Linked DNA regions of Homo sapiens: region 2 is linked to region 1. Evidence: chromatin loops called from intact Hi-C (ENCODE). Cell type or tissue: endothelial cell of umbilical vein. All regions are shown on one strand.

Evidence for each region. Peaks named below come from ENCODE experiments on the same cell type or tissue, not always from the same donor. Only the 100,000 strongest peaks of a DNase experiment are listed, where the experiment ranks them.
Region 2: a loop joins it to region 1, with 5 times the contacts of the local background. A loop is called at or near these places in 15 of 110 quality-filtered maps.

The regions. Positions count from the first base shown.
Region 1 is chr6:169,828,262-169,836,261 of GRCh38, forward strand. No RefSeq gene overlaps it. Among named protein-coding and RNA genes, the nearest start is that of LINC00242, 33 kb to the left of the region's middle. In endothelial cell of umbilical vein, a CTCF peak has its summit at 3,559 (motif pointing right); DNase peaks (open chromatin) are centred at 3,590 and 4,440.
Region 2 is chr6:169,929,657-169,937,656 of GRCh38, forward strand. It overlaps LOC107986674 (a long non-coding RNA gene), which reads left to right and starts at 3,987. Exons shown (of 5, transcript XR_001744483.2): 1 at 3,987-4,154; 2 at 6,672-6,828. In endothelial cell of umbilical vein, a CTCF peak has its summit at 1,352 (motif pointing left); DNase peaks (open chromatin) are centred at 4,905, 5,535 and 5,915; H3K27ac peaks cover 2,446 bases.

The DNA.
Region 1 (8,000 bases):
GGATTCTTCTGAGCCCCCTCGTCGCTGGCCTGGATTTGCCTTGGATTCTCCGGGGGCGGGTCTGCCTCCTCCCTGCCTGTGTCTTTGGGCGGTGTGACTTCCAGGGCTGTGTGACCTTCTGGGCCTTGCTCCCAGATGGACGATGTTTCCTCGGACACCTCAGCCTCAAGGAAGGGCTGTGCCTCACCAGTCTCCTGCCATTACCCCGTTCCTCTCTGCTCTCATATTCCACACAAGCCAATCCCACATCTGGGATGCCAGGCGGGGATGTGAGTAGATGGCAGGTACAGCGGGCAGCGGGCCAGCACATCTGGGTTCCAACATGAAAACAACTCCCTTTTAACATAAACTTTTTTTAAAGGCCCCAAACACATCTGCAGTCCAGTTAAGGGTTGCTGGCCACAAGTATGCAGCTTGCCTTACCCCTTCCCTCCCTTAGCCTTATGAGTTCAACCCATTTATCCAGCACCGACTGTAAACCAGGCATGTTGTGGGCTCTGGGGGTAAAGCTGGGACTCAGCAAAGGCTCTGCTCTCCTGGACCCTACAGAGGACAAACAAACAGCAACAGGAACGCACGTCAATGTTGTGCACAGGGAGGGTGCTCACCCTGATGGGGGCGACACAGGGAGGGTGCTCACCCTGATGGGGGCGACACAGGGAGGGTGCTCACCCTGGTGGGGGCGACACAGGGAGGGTGCTCACCCTGGTGGGGGCGACACAGGGAGGGTGCTCACCCTGGTGGGGGCGACACAGGGAGGGTGCTCACCCTGGTGGGGGCGACACAGGGAGGGTGCTCACCCTGGTGGGGGCGACACAGGGAGGGTGCTCACCCTGGTGGGGGCGACACAGGGAGGGTGCTCACCCTGGTGGGGGCGACACAGGGAGGGTGCTCACCCTGGTGGGGGCGACACAGGGAGGGTGCTCACCCTGGTGGGGGCGACACAGGGAGGGTGCTCACCCTGGTGGGGGCGACACAGGGAGGGTGCTCACCCTGGTGGGGGCGACACAGGGAGGGTGCTCACCCTGGTGGGGGCGACACAGGGAGGGTGCTCACCCTGGTGGGGGCGACACAGGGAGGGTGCTCACCCTGATGGGGGTGAGGGTGGGGCTTAGGGGAAGGCACCTCTGAGCTGTCTTTGGGTTGAAATTGAAATTAAAGGAGGGAGGAAATGGGGGAATAAAAAGTGCAAAGGCCCTGGGGCCACCTGAGCGCCCCTTGGAGAATTGTGGCCAGGCCCTAGCCAAGGAGCCCTGAGCCCAGGTGAGGTCTCAGACTTCAGGGTGGCAAGGAGACCTGGGGGCTACCCCTGCAGACCACACATGCCTGGAAAAGCTTTTGGAGTTTATTTCTGGGGCAAAGTGAAGCCAGTGAAGGGCCCGGGTAGAGGAACAAACCCCTGACTGTGTTTTAAAGGCTCACAGCCAAAGACCACAGGGACAGACCAGCCTGGTGGTCCAGGCAGGGCCGAGGTGGCTTGGGCTGGAACAGCTGCGTGGGGGAAAGGATGGCACAGAGGGTACTTGGAGGTGGGGGATGAGGAGAACCAAGGGACAGAGGATGACTCCGTGTTCGGGCCTGAAACATTGGGTAGACTGACAGTGAGGCCATTTGCTTGGCAAAACAAGGGGGCAGTGGGGTACGGACAGGAGGGCGTTGGCTGCTTTCAGCTGAGTGTCTTGTCATGTCCCATGCAGGTGCAGGAAGCACAGGGGAGGGGCCAGGGCCAAGCAAGGGCTGGTGAGTGAGCCTCAGCTGCAGGGCTGGACAGAGTCATCTGGGGGAGAGGTGGGGCAGGAGGATGCCTGGAAGCCAAGAGGAGACACTGTTCCAGAGGTGAATGCTCCATCACCACTGAGGCCAGCAGAGAAGTGAGCATGGGGGTCCTGGCCTGCTGGCTTGGACTTCCTAACTGTGGGGTACTGCCCACAGGGCCAGAGGGAAACACTTAGGGGCCCTAACCACACACAAGACCTTACAATTCTCTCCCACATGTAACTCAAATATGTATATCTGTATTTTGCAACAAGACAAATTTTAAACTATGGTTTAAAAAAAATCCCCCTGAATTTGCTGATTGCAAACTTCTTGGCAAATCTGTCCAGGCTGAACTTTTCTCCATCTTCCTCTGCTGCTGCTGTTTTGCCTGCTTTTCAAGTGCTTAGGACACTTACTTGGCCATTAGTCAGATTAGACTGGCTGCTTCTAAATTAGTCCCTTGGCCAGGATCACCTCTCTCTATAATAGAGAAATTGTTTCAGGTGCCTTCGATGGCATCCTCAGCCCAGAGCATTAAGTCCTGGTGGCATCACAGGCCTTGGCCACCCACCTAGGTCACAGCTCCCTTGACTGATCCTTCTCCACCCCCTAGGCACCTGGACTCAGGCCCCCAGAGGGCCACTCACCATCACCTGGCTATGCCTGGCATTTTCCACATCCCTGCTCCAGTGTCTGGGTGTCTGGGCAGACTTCCTGGTTCACAGATGGAGCCTTCTGGCTGTGCCCCCACGGGGCGGAAGGAACAAGGCAGCTCCCTGGGGCCTCTTTTGTAGGGGCACTAATCCCACCATGAGGCTCCACCCTCCGAACCTCATCACCTCCCAAAGGCCCCACCTCCTAACACTGTCACCTTGTGGGTGAGGTTTCAGCCTAGGAATTTGGGACGCTTGCGCATTCTGCCTGGAGCATTAACCACGTATCTTCCCTGTGTTTGCCAAGGATGTGTCCGGAGACTTTAGTCAGTCCTAAAATTCTCCCTCCCGCTAGTGAGTGACCTGAGCAGTGCATCCTGCAGCAGCCCAGCCCTCAGGTGTTCATCCTCCAGCAGCGCAGCCCTGCCCACCCTCGGGAGGAGGAGGGGCCCGGCGCTGACACCTGCGGCCTTCTCAGTGCCACAGCCGGGCTCTGCATCCCTGCAATGCTCCACAGCTGCAAGGCTGCTCACTCACTTTGCACAGTGGCTCCCAAACCCCATTTGCAATTTTCCCTCCGAGACCCTCACAGCAGCTGGGGCCTCCTCTTCAGGCCATGTGTCCCTTCTTCAAGAGTCAAAATGAGAACAAGTCCGTCTCTTCCTTTTCTTCCTCCAAGCTTGGGGAGGCAGCAGCTTCCTCTCTGGCCCCCAGTTAAGGACCTTCTACCTACGGATTCCCTACATCAAGTCCCTCATGGGAATTATCTGTTCTGGTAGCTTCCGTGGCTTCTTTCTCTTCCCAGACCCTGACAGATGACCACGCGTGGCTTGCTGAAGCCATAGCTGTATGAGGACACTGGCAGAAACGGCTGCTGTTCTTCTTGCTTCCCAAAGGGCAGAGATACCTCGAGTCACAGAAGGATGAGGAAGCGTCTTCTCACACCCCTGACTTCATCTGCTGGGAGCTGGTGGCTGAGGGCGGCTGGTTTGCTCTAACCCTTCAACACCGATGAGTGGAAAGGGCCAAGGAAGCAACCCCCGCAAACTGCCTGGTTGCCAAGAGGTCTCCCAGGTAGGGGACAGACTCGGGTCCTGCCGGCAGCTGCGCAGGGAGGGTCTCCATGACGCAATATCTCCACACCACGGCAGGGGGCGCTGTTCACGTGCGCGAGAACGCTCCTTAGTGACCAGAGCCTTTGCTCCAGGGACAGGAGCTGCCTCAGAGCACAATTTGCTGCTTTGAAAAGGGATTTAGAACAGGAATTCCCTCAGACTTGGTAACAGTAGATGCCGTGTGAGCGGAAGAGCATCTTCAGGGAAAACGTGTGAGAAATGGGGGAGAGGAAACCTGACTCCAAATAAACCAAGAACACGGCAGAAATTAAGGAGCTCGCAAAAGCTGTGAGAGGGCAGCGAGTTGCCAGTTCATATAAATGAAGAGATCAGCAGAGTCCACCGCCGACTGGTTGCGAAGAAGTCTAAAAACAGACCCAAGGATTCGGAAATTCGGGGCCGTCGTAGAGCCACTCATTTCAGTAGAACAGTAAGTGCAGAAACCAGATTTATACACACAGGTATATACATGGATACACACATCTATACACACACTAGTTTTCTATTTGTGTTTTAAAATTTAACTTTTTATTTTGATGTTTAAAGAGTACATACAAATGTAGAAAGGACTGTGTAATGAACTCCCATGTACCAAGTACCACCTGATTAATAATTAAGTGGCTTATGACTAATAATTATTGACTCACGACTCAACTTGTTTAATCAGTTTCTGCCTGTCCCCACTCTCTATCTCTCTTTCTCTTTGGATTGGAGTATTTTCTGGCCATCCCAAAAGATATAATTTTATGTAACTACTGTGTCTCTAATGGATAAGGGCTTTTTAAGAGCAGCAGAGGGAGAGAATTGGGACAGAACCCAGAGCCACAGGGAGAGCTGTGTCCTTGAGCAGCACAGATCCGAGGCAGCGCCTCTGGTTGCCCAGCTAGTTTAGAAGCATGATCAAACATGTGACATGAGAAGCAATATTTACCCTTCTAAAATGTGGCTTCAAGGATAGATTGGTTTAAGCCAAGCCTCCTTTACTTTTCCAAATAAGAACAGACACACACTGATAGGAAATGAAACAGGAAATGGCCCCCCTGGCTAATGTGTGGGTAGGGTGAGATGATTCCTTTAACTTGCTCAGCATGAGTGCCTTCTCAGGATGTGACAGGAGTTCATGTCGGGATTTAAGAACATGGACTTCTTGGATCTGTTGGTTGTATGTTCTTGGGAAAGTTACTTATGCCTCAATTTCACCTGCAAATTGGGGTTAATAATGTTTAAGGTCACAAGGTTGTTCCAAGGATAACACGAGAGGGTGCATGTAAAGAGGTGGGTGTAGCACCTGCCGTGTAAGAACTGCTCAGCCTACATTAGCTGTAATGACGATTGGTGAAGACACCCGCTTGTTAACTGTTGTGTTCTGTGAGCCCCCCAGAAGCACCTTGTCCGTAATTATCACACAGAAGGCCTTTTCCTCCACTTTCACCGTACACAGAAATAATATGTAAGGCCCAGACTTAAAATGTAGGCTGTCATTTTTTTCCTACTCGAAAATAATAGAGAGAAACATTTCTTTTTTTCTTTTTATTTCTAGTGCACCTATATATGTGTAAGAATGGTTTATTACTCTCGATCTTCTAAGTTAATTTTGGGGGAAAATAGTAACTCCTTCAAGACTCTAGAGTTTCCTTTAGCCAATTAGACATTGTGATGACTCATCTGAGAGAGTATGAGTAGGCTGCTTATGAAATTTATTCTGCCACCCAAAGATGATAAACTTAAAGAAGTCCCTCACCCAGACACAGCATAATAAAACAGCTGAAAACCAAACACGAAGAAATCTTAAAGTCAGCCAGAGGAATCAGCACGTGACGCACAGGGAGCAAAAATCCAAAGGAGCGTGGATTCACCTTCAGGAGGAGCCCTGGAGTCCTCAAAGTGGCACAGCAGGCCCAGAGCATGGAGGAAAAGAGCTACGCACCTTGAACCTTATATCCAGCAAAAGTGTCTTTCAGCAATGAATGTGAAATACAGACAGTCTCAGATGAAGACAAACTAAGAATTTATTTCCAATTTACCTGTGATAAAAGAAGCGCCACAGAAACTTCAAGCAGAGAGAAACAGTAAGGATAATCTGGAACTTCAGGAATGAAGGGAAAGTGACAGAAATGATAAATGTCTGGGTGAATAAAATAGGCCTTTTTCTCGGTGTGTATGAGGAATGAAGGCAGCATCCATAACACTGGTCTTTTCAGCTAACGCAGAGGTCCACACAGAGGGGAGGGCACGGGGCCAGCGGAGGGCATGGAGGCCGCTGTGGAAGTGGCTTCTGTAGTCCACATGAAACAGCAAAATGTTATCCTCAGTAGACTGTGAAAAGTTAATTGTGTAAATTGTAATTCGTACGTGAACCACACACCCACACAGCTGTGCAAAGAGATATAAACCAGACCCCAATAGACCCTTAACATGGAATATTAAAACTATTCTAAGAATCCAAATGGAGATATAAAAGGGGAAATTGATTAAAAAAATGTAAGACACAATCAGAAAACAAATCATGAAATGACATACTTAAATCCAAACACCCCAGTAACTAAATTAAATATAAGTAGCTTAAGCATATCAATCAAAAACCAGATGATCAGATTGGATATTTTAAAAAGACCAAACTGTGCTGTCTCCAGGAAGCCTACTTTAAATATAATGATGTAGGGGGATGAAAAGATGCACCACATAAACATTAATGATAATAAAAAAGCTTCGGTGGCTGCAGAGACGAGATAGACATCAGAGCCAGGAAGATTGTGGTTGATGAGGAAGGGCACTGCATGATGGTGAGAGGTCAGGTCCACAAGCAGACGTTGCCGTCCTGAGTATGCACGTGACAGAAGAACTTCAAAATATACGAAACATAAACTGGTGGGACCGAGAGGAGAAATGATGGATTAATAACTGTAGTTGGTAGTTGGAGTCTTCAACACTCCTTTATCAGTCATGGTTAGAATAGAACAGAAAATCTTCTAGAAGGAGGATAAAGAACTGAACAGCATCACCAACCACCTGGACTCACTTGACATGTGCAGAACACGCTGCCGAGCAATAGCAGCACACACGTTCTCAGGGGCACGTGAAATGTTCACTAGGGTAAATCATGCCATGGGTCATTGAAAGCTCTAACAATTTTATAAGATCTGAAATCATGCAAAGCATGCTTTTGACCACAATAAAGCTAAGCTAGAAATTAATAACAAAAAGATATTGGGGAAACTTCCAGCTACTTGAAGGCTAAATGACACACTTAGATAATGCATAGGTCAATTTTACATTTCAAAGAAATTAGAAAAAAATTTGAACTGTATGAAAATTGGAAACAGAAAAACAAGAAAGAAAATCAATGAATTCAAAACAGTTCTTAAAAATATCAACAAACTGGTAAATGACAGAGAGAAAAGAGAGAAAACAAATGATCAATATTAAGACTGAAAGAGATGATAGCATTATAGACACAACCGACATAAAAATGACAGTAATGGACCACTATGAACAACTCTACGCACCTAAATTTGAGAAGTTAAATGAAACGGCCAAGTTCCTTAAAAGCCACACACTATTAAAACACACTTAACAAGAAATAGATAAACTAAATAGTTCTGTATCAAAGAAATTGATTTTTTAGTTAAAAATCTTCCAAAAATAAAACTCCAGGTCCAGATGATCTCACTGGAAAATTCTACTAAACATTCAAAGAAGAAATATCAGAAACTGTATACAGTCTTTCAGAAAATAGAAGAGGAAGGAGCACTAACTTATTTTATGAAACCAGTATTATCTTGATGCCCAAACCAGGGAAAGAAGAGAAACTATGGACCAGCAGCCCTCATCATCATCAATTCTCAACAGAATATCAGCCAATCAAATCGAACACTATATGAAATAAATAATCCATCACAATGAAATGGGCTTATTCCAGGAATGCAAGGCTGGTTCTACTTTTGACAATCAATCAATGCAATTCACTATATTAACAGACTAAAAAAAAAAACTATGTGATTTTGTCCACGGATGAAGAAAAAGCATTTGACAAAATTCAGCATCTAGTCATGACAAAAACTCTCAGCAAACTAGGAAGAGAAGGGAATTTCCTTAACCTGATAAGGCGTATTTATTAAAAAAAAATTCACTATGGCTGATATCAAGATAGTGACAGAGCAAAGGGTTTTCTCCTAAGATTTGGAACAAGGCAAGGGTGTCCATTCTCACCACTCTTATTCACCATCACACTGTAAACCCTAGCCAGCAAATGGAGCAAGAAAAGGAAATTAAAAGGCATGCAGTTGAAACAAAAAAAAAACTGTCCCTGTTCATAGGTGATGTGATTATTTATGTAGAAAATTCCAAGAAATGTACAAAAAAGGCTGCTAGAACTAATAGGTATGTTTAGCAAGGTTGCTGGATAGAATGTCAACATTCAAAATTAATCATATTTCTATATACTGGCAATGAACAGCTGAAAACTTAAACACAC
Region 2 (8,000 bases), 100 kb after region 1:
GGAGGTCAACAGTGAGAATGGGGAGTCAACAGTGAGGATGGGGAGGTCAACAGTGAGGATGATGAAGCCAACAGGGAGGATGAGGAGTCAACAGTGAGGATGGGGAGTCAACAGTGAGGATGGGGAGGTCAACAATGAGGATGATGAAGCCAACAGGGAGGATGAGGAGTCAACAGTGAGGATGGGGAGGTCAACAGTGAGGATGGGGAGGTCAACAGTGAGGATGGGAATGTCAACAGGGAGGACAGGGTGGTCAACAGTGAGAAGATGGAGGTCAACAGTGAGGATGATGAAGCCCACAGGGAGGGTGGGGAGTCAACAGTGAGGGTGGGAGGTCAACAGTGAGGATGTGGAGGTCAACAGTGAGGATGGAGTTGTCAACTGTGGCTAATATAGCAGACAAGCAAAAAAAGCTAAGGACTTAAAAGTCTGTATCAATTCTTTGAATATGGAGTTACTTTTTCCAGCATGTTTTGGTGAAATGGGGGTTGGAGGATTGTTCTGGAGGTGAAGTCTAGACTAATATGGGTGAGAAATCACGGCTGATAGGGAAGCAGTAACACATGGAAGCCACCTCCTTTCCAGGTCTGTGGCCCCCTCTGTCCTGGTCCTCATTAACATTAACTATGATGGATTCTCCTCTCTCTTCTGATCCCCTCTTCACTTTTCTCACCCCTGGTGTCCATTACAAGGACCATAAAGAGTTTTCCTTTCTTCAGGGAGATAATGATTGGGAAACACTCTTCTATCACTGTTGCTCTGAAATCATTACCCTTCATAAATACTTAACTTAATTAGGGATTTACTAAAAATCCCTAATATCCATTACATGTATTAGACATATAATAAATACTTATTGTGTGCTTATTGTAGAGTGGGTGGAAATTTAACCCACTTCTGGTCACAGAGCTGGGCGCTGGTCCTTGTGCCCTCCTGAACAAGAATTACAATGGCATCTGTTCCTATCTTTTGTGAAATGCTGAAAGGCTTATTACACCTTGATATCTGAATAGCAGCAATGACTCTCTCTCTCTTTTTGGATAATACTTTATGTATCTTCACATTTTATATTTCTTTTGAAGATTTTAATTCTGCAAATGTGAATTGAAATTTTGAAAGATGTTGGGTTCAGCATTGCAGGTGAACTGCGTTATAGCAAGGGAATATTCTGGCACCAGTTACCTCCCTGAAGTAGCAAGATTTAATTATCTACAACCATCAGAGTCAGTGCTGAAAGTAAAAGGCCTTGCTGGGGGAGATCCCCCACAGGATTCTAGGCCTGGCTGAACCCCAGTGTGACCAAGGGAGTCAACTGTCTTGCAAATTCTTAAACCCTCTAGTGCCTCCTGGTGTCTGGCCAAAGGCTCCGGGGAGATCCCAAGAGAATGAGAATGGTTGTTGATTTTTGACACCCCCAATCTTACACAGCCTAGCATGGGAAGAGATTCGGGCCAGAATAGAACAGATCTGCCTTCGCCAGCTGGACACGTCAGCGGTGGGGTGAGGATGGATAGGTCAGTGGGCTCACTGTCCTCCACCATGAAGTCCAGACAATGACGCCCAGCTTTTGGGGCTAAAGCAAGGTCTGGTGAGTGGACAGGGTTGGGGTCACAGGGCTGGTGAAAATTCAAGCTCAGGCTGGCTCTGGCCACTATGTGTCCTCCCAAGGACATCCTGGGGGCCCACACAGGGAGGGGTGCTGCTGTCCCCTTGCTCCTGCCCCACTCTCAGCAGCTTCCCCAAAGGTATTGTCAAGACACTGAGGATCGCCATGAGTCGTGCTCATGGGGCACCGGTTCTGCATGTGCTCTGCATTCCCCCGTGCTGCTCCCACACAAGCTTTTAGAGGCGGCTGCCACTGCCCTTGCCTCGCGGGGTCAGCAGCGCAAACTGTGCCCTGCAGACGTCCTCTTTCCAGCTCTGCGACAAAGGGCTGCCTTGCCTGCTCTCCTGCAAAGGCTTTTGCTTATTTTAGTGACGTGCATCAAGTGTACATTGTAAAACCATTTCTCTTAAGCCTGCAGGTGTAACTTAATCTTTTATTTGTTCATTAATAGAGCAATTTTGATGTGAAGACTAAAAACACACATTTCCTGTTTCTTTAATACTCAGTGTATACATTTTGCAGATTAAATTTAAATACGTATTTTGGACCAGTTATTTGATAAAATTTCTTCAGACGTTGTTTTTCAAACCATCATCATAAATTTAACATATCTGATTTTCGTAAGTACTTCAAACCCCTAGCAAGGGAAAACTGTAAATCTAATGAATAAGATCTTCTCAGGCAATTAGACAATATTTACAAACAGGCTGCTTGACTCAAAGGTGACTTCCTTAAATCCGAGTTTCTCAGCCCCAGCACTGTGGATGTTTTGAGCGGGTAATTCTTTGTTATGGAGGCTGTCCTACAACAGGGTCTTAAGAGGCCAGCAGCACCTCCCAGTTGTGACAATAAAAATTATCTCCCCACAGTACCAAGGTTACCCCTGACTGGGAACCATTGCCTTAAGTATTTAAACACTGATGAAAAGCTTAATCTTTTTAAAACTTTAAAATTCTTAAGCATTTTGATAAGCTCACAAATTTATACTTCAGATGCTCATAAACTTCAGATGCCTTTAAAAATTAAAATATCAAAACTCTTACAAAGCTCATTGCTTCAAGTCCAGTTGACCGATTACCAAATCAGCCAGAGAATTTTCTTCTCTGGCTGTCTACACCCCTGTCTCCCTTCCGGGACTTTCTGACCCTGCTAAGGGGATGTGCTCACCCAACTAGAAGCTGTGGAATTACCTCTCAGGCTGCCTGAGGTCACGCACTCATGGTTTCTGGTCAGAGTCTCAGGTCAGAGGACAAGAACTGAGGGTTGAGGTCAGAGATTTGGGACCAGCAGGGGCTCCGGGGCGCCGCTTGCGGGGTGGTGAGCCCCGTATTGGCTCCATGACTCCTTCATGGGGCCTCCCAGCCCACGCCCTTCGCTGGGCCTCGCAAACCTCCCGGGATCCGGTGAGTCCAGCTTCCTTTGTAGCCTTGTCGCTTTAGAAATGTTATTACTCATTTTGACCTGACAGAGTTTACCGCCTTCTGAGCCAGCCTTTCACGCGATTGGCCAGGTAGGGCCCTGAACGCCTGTGTGGGTGGATCAGTGCACACACGCGCGGTAGACGTGATCTGGGGCTCGCAGGGCCTCCTGGTCCTGCTGCACACGGCTGGCCGACCCTTCCTCTCAGCGTTCCCCTCTCAGACTCCATAGATAATGATGCTTATTTTTAACAGCGACGTTATTATTTGTGGTTGAAGTTTTACAGCAGAGCAATTTCTGATCTCAGCTCTAAAGAGAACATCTACCTCTGTGGGTTATTTTCCACCGGTATGTTTGGAATTTGCTTGTGCTGTAATTTGGCAACTCCTGAAACTTTAGCCTAAAAAATTTTGTGTGAGGTTTTGAAACGATACTTAGAAACCTGAGAAAAATATAAAACACTCTCAGATCCACACATCAAGCATGAGGCCTTTTCCTAAAGTACTCAGTGTTTGTTGAGGGAGTGAATGGAGGCCCCCAAGCCTTCATTAATTCTGATGCGGACCCCTGAGCTCTCCTTGTCCTCTGGGCTCGCGACTCCCTCCTTCTTCTGAGGCAAATGGGGAGGTTTGAGCACAAACACTCACTGGAATTAAGCCTGGTTTGTAGGACTCGCGGGGGAGGGAGGGGAACACCAGCTACAGAGTCAGGGACCCTGTCTGGGGCTCCCAAGGCTCACAGCAGGTGTTCAGCAGCAGGTGACGCTCACACCTGCCTCTGGTTGGGCCTGTTTAACTGCTCACACCTGCCTCTGGTTGGGCCTGTTTAACTGCTCACACCTGCCTCTGGTTGGCGGCCTATTTAACTCCTCACCTGCCCGTCTTCTACTCTGATCACAAAGATCCCTCGTCCCCGCCCCCCACAACCCCCTACAACCTCCTCTGTTTTGCATGCGAGGTCCCTCACAGCGTAGGCTCAGGCCCTAGGAAGAGTGGAGGAGCTGCTGGAGCAGCAGATGCGGCGAGGACTGCTGGACCTGGGGATCCTGCTACCTGGCCTGTTGCCGTCTGTGGCCCACCAGCCCCATTAGGGCAGCAACAACGCCCAGAGGAGCCTCTCGCTTAACCAGGTAAGAATTCGGAAGGAAGTCTTTGGCTTATGGCTGCTGTGGACTGAAATGGATCCCCCAGGATCCATGCACTGAAGTCCTAAGCCCCCTGTGACGGTGTTAGGGTGGGGTCTTTGGGAGGTGCTGAGGTTGGATGGAGTCCTGTGGGTGGAGGCCTCAGGATGGCACAGGTGTCCCTGCAAGAAGAGAAAAGGGAGTGCTGGCTTCCTCCTCGGCCTTGCCAAGCTCAGTGAGAAGGTGCCTCTGTGAGCCAGGAAGAGGCCTCAGTGGACCCTCCTCTGCTGGCACCTTGACCCCAGGCTTGCAGTCCCAAGCTGGGGGATGGGCATCTGCTGCTGAAGCACCTTTGGCTGTGGCTTTGTTTATGGCCTGGGCTGGCTCGGATGCTGGTCTCAGCAGCCTGGAAGAGAACGGGGTCAGGCCGGCACCCCCTTGGAGGAAGCGAGGCCGGCAGACGGGCTGTGTGCGGGTGCCTGTCCTGGCCTCAAGCGCTCCGCGCTGTCTCCTTTAGGGAACGTGGGATGTAAATCCACACTGATGTGTGGCTTCTCATGGCCTTCCTCCGTGCGGATAAACGGCGACCCCGCTTTAGTAGCAGCCAGAAGTGAATTCCAGACAATATGCACGGAGTGTACGGGCGAGCCCTGGCTGCACTGTGGACGATGACCAGGCCCACGGGACAGCAGCCGGGTCCGCCCGTTTCCTCCTGGCCCCATCTGGTAATCAGGCTTTGCCCTGGGCAGACTGCCCGGCAGCCTGGGCCGTGTTTGTCTTGGCGCACGTCCTGCGTCCGCTGCTGGTTCACGGTCGTGGTGCATCTCTTGCGTGAAATGTGCCCTTGCCTCACAGCCCCACCGTGTCCCTGTGATATGTGGGTACGAACACAGGCCCCTAAGCAAGAGCAAATTGCATTTCCTCCCCAGAGGGACGCGGTTCTTCCTGAGCTCCGGGGACCTCGCGGTAGCCTTCAAACACATGGCAGTGTGGCACCCTTGAGTCCCACAAAGCTGAGAGAACCTCATGGTCTGTGTTACTAAACTCTGTCATATCCTGAAACGATGACCTCTCCAACCCATCATAATCATAACAATGAATTTCAGATATGCCTGAACACCAAAAGCAGTAGGTAAAGGTGATTTTTCTTTGTTTTCTGAAGCCGGAGGGGTATGAACACTCCCCGGGCACACACTCGCACACTCCCTGCGTGAGTCTCAAGGCTGGACAGGGCATTTCCACAAAAGAAACCTGTGGAAAGCAGCCCTTCTTCTTGGCGAGGCCTGGAAGTGGCTCGGTCCCTGAGGACGTGGGGGGCGTTCTCCTCAGCGTCCACTTAGGTTTCAGCGAAGAAGTCCAGGACATTGGTGCAAGCAAACACGGTTTTCCTCGCCAGCTCTTCTTTCACTGTGTTGTGATTGGGTGTTGGGTCTGTTGATGGAAATAAAGCCAGGTCAGCATCAGCAGGGCTGACACGAGGGAGCCCACGTTGAGCCGGAGCAGCCGTGGGGGCTTGGGCTTTTAACAGCTTTGTCCAAGTAGGCACGGGTAGCCCCAGTGTCCCGGGAGCTATGAGTCCCAGTGGCACCCACAACCTGTTGAGCTAGGAGGCCTGGAGGGGCAGGTGGCTGATCCGTGGCAGCTCCAGGGGCCCGCCCCTGCTGAGCTGGACAGCAAATATGCCAACACCACGCAGGGGTGATTTTACGACAGGAAGAGAGGCCGGGATGTGAGTCTTCCCGACCAACCAGGCCCCGGGAAGCTGTGGTGGAATTTCACGCTCAACTGCAGGGCACTGTGGGCAGGGATGTATGTCTGCTGACCCTGGCTTGCACCCAGGCTGACCGCACAATCCCCGTTCAGTGAGGGAGGCAGCTGAGTTCAAAAAAGATCGGGTTTGAGCGGTAAATACCACTCAGGTCTTCCTCCTCTTGGATTTGATTTATGTTTTCTGGAGCCGAGCAAACATACCACACTGTGGTCCTTGCTAGGGAGGGTGCGCAGTATTCCTCAGGCTGGGGCCACCTCCGACCTGCACAGTGGACTCACGCCGTCCCCACACTTGCCCTCTTACTGCCCCGTGCTCTCTGGAGTTGGGACCCCCTGGCCTGGAGATGTACCCAGAGGAGAGAGTGAAAGGGAGGAGCCAACGCAGAGACTGGCAGGTCTTTTTGCAAAAACCAAGTCAAGTGCCCCGTGGGCTCCACCCAGGAGAGTGCCCGGGGGTCCCCTGGGTAACAGGGTTAATGCAGCCCAGGCCTGCCTGCCCCCAGGCTGTGGGGTGCGGGTGCGTGCTTGGCAGGAGCAGGCCTGATGCAGAAGGGGATTCCGGGGCCTCCCCATCACGCTGCCAGCCTTTTCCCATCCTCCAGGGTGCTGCTGAGGCCAAGGGAACTGGGTCAGGGCAGGGTGGCACCTAGGAGCTGCCAGCTGCACTTATTTTCATTTTATTACTAGCTTTTTGGTATCCTCGGGGAACTGTTTCTGGCCAACTCACATTCACCCCTGGCCTGTACCTCACAGGTTCAAGGAGCAGCTGAACCTCGGCCCACATCTCAGGGAATCAGCAGTGAGTCCAGATCTCACCGCACCTTCCCGGAAGTCACTTGGTCCCTGGAGATTCAAAACCGTGTGAGGCACAAACAGCAGCGATGGTCTCTGGTCTCCACCGACTTGGCCGGTAAGCGGCTGTGGGACCTGGCAGGTCCAGGGGTCTCCACGGCACAGTGAGGACGAGCTGGCCCGGACCTTGAGTGAGCGTTGGGTGTCGGCACAGTGCAGGGGAGCTGCCAGACCCAGGGAATGGCGTTCTCGCTAGTTTAGAAAGCAAAGGGTCTGCCTAGTCCTAAGAGAGTGGGGTTTCCACATAGCCTGAGGGTGGGCAGTGAAGAGGAGCTGCGGCTCTTACATGCCGAGCTGCTGAAACGAAGCCCCAGAAACCCAGCGGCTGGACCAGCAGGGATGCGGCCTCCCACGGTCCTAGAGCCCGGATGTCTGAGAGCCAAGGCCGGGCGGGCCAGGCGCGGCCCCTCCAAAGAATCCGGGGAGACTCGGCCCTGCAGCCCTCCTGGCGACTCCTTCCTCGGCCTGCAGACGCTGCCCCCCAGCCCCAGCCTCCGTCTTCACGTGGCGTTTCCCCGTGTCTATGTTCAAATTTCCCTCTTCCCCTAAGGACACCAGCCGTTGGACCAGACCCATCCTAATGACCTCACCTTAACTTGGCCATATCTGCAAAGACCCTCTCTCCGACTACAGTGACATCCTGAGGCTCCAGGGAAATGAATTCGGGGGCACTGCCCAACCCAGCCCAGTGCCGCGGCCCATCGGGCTCTGCGTCGCCTGTGACTCCTGCCCCACGTCTCTGCAGGGTCTCTCTGCCGTTTTCCAGGTTAGGGAACCGAGGTCAGGGCACGTCTCTGCAGGGTCTCTCTGCCGTTTTCCAGGTTAGGGAACCGAGGTCAGGGCACGTCTCTGCAGGGTCTCTCTGCCGTTTTCCAGGTTAGGGAACCGAGGTCAGGGCAGCTCGGTGAGCGCCCACACGGCAGGAGGCTGCCTTTGAGCCATATTGTCTGACCACAAAGTTCTCATAGAGAATGATTGTGCCGGACTCTGAGCTGACCTTCCAGATACTGTGCGGGCCAGGGAAAGAGAAGCCCATGTGCCCTGTGTTCAAACGTTTAAAGTTACAAATCAAACTAAAAGTGTGCTGGGGGCCCTGACCCAGACAACGCGCCTGACAGACCACACTGGAATCCTTTGGACCCTGCCGAGCCCTGTGCAGAAGCACGAGGTGTGGAGAGCACAGGACAGAGGCTGGGGCTCCAGACCTGCCTCCGGTCCCACCTGCCCGCC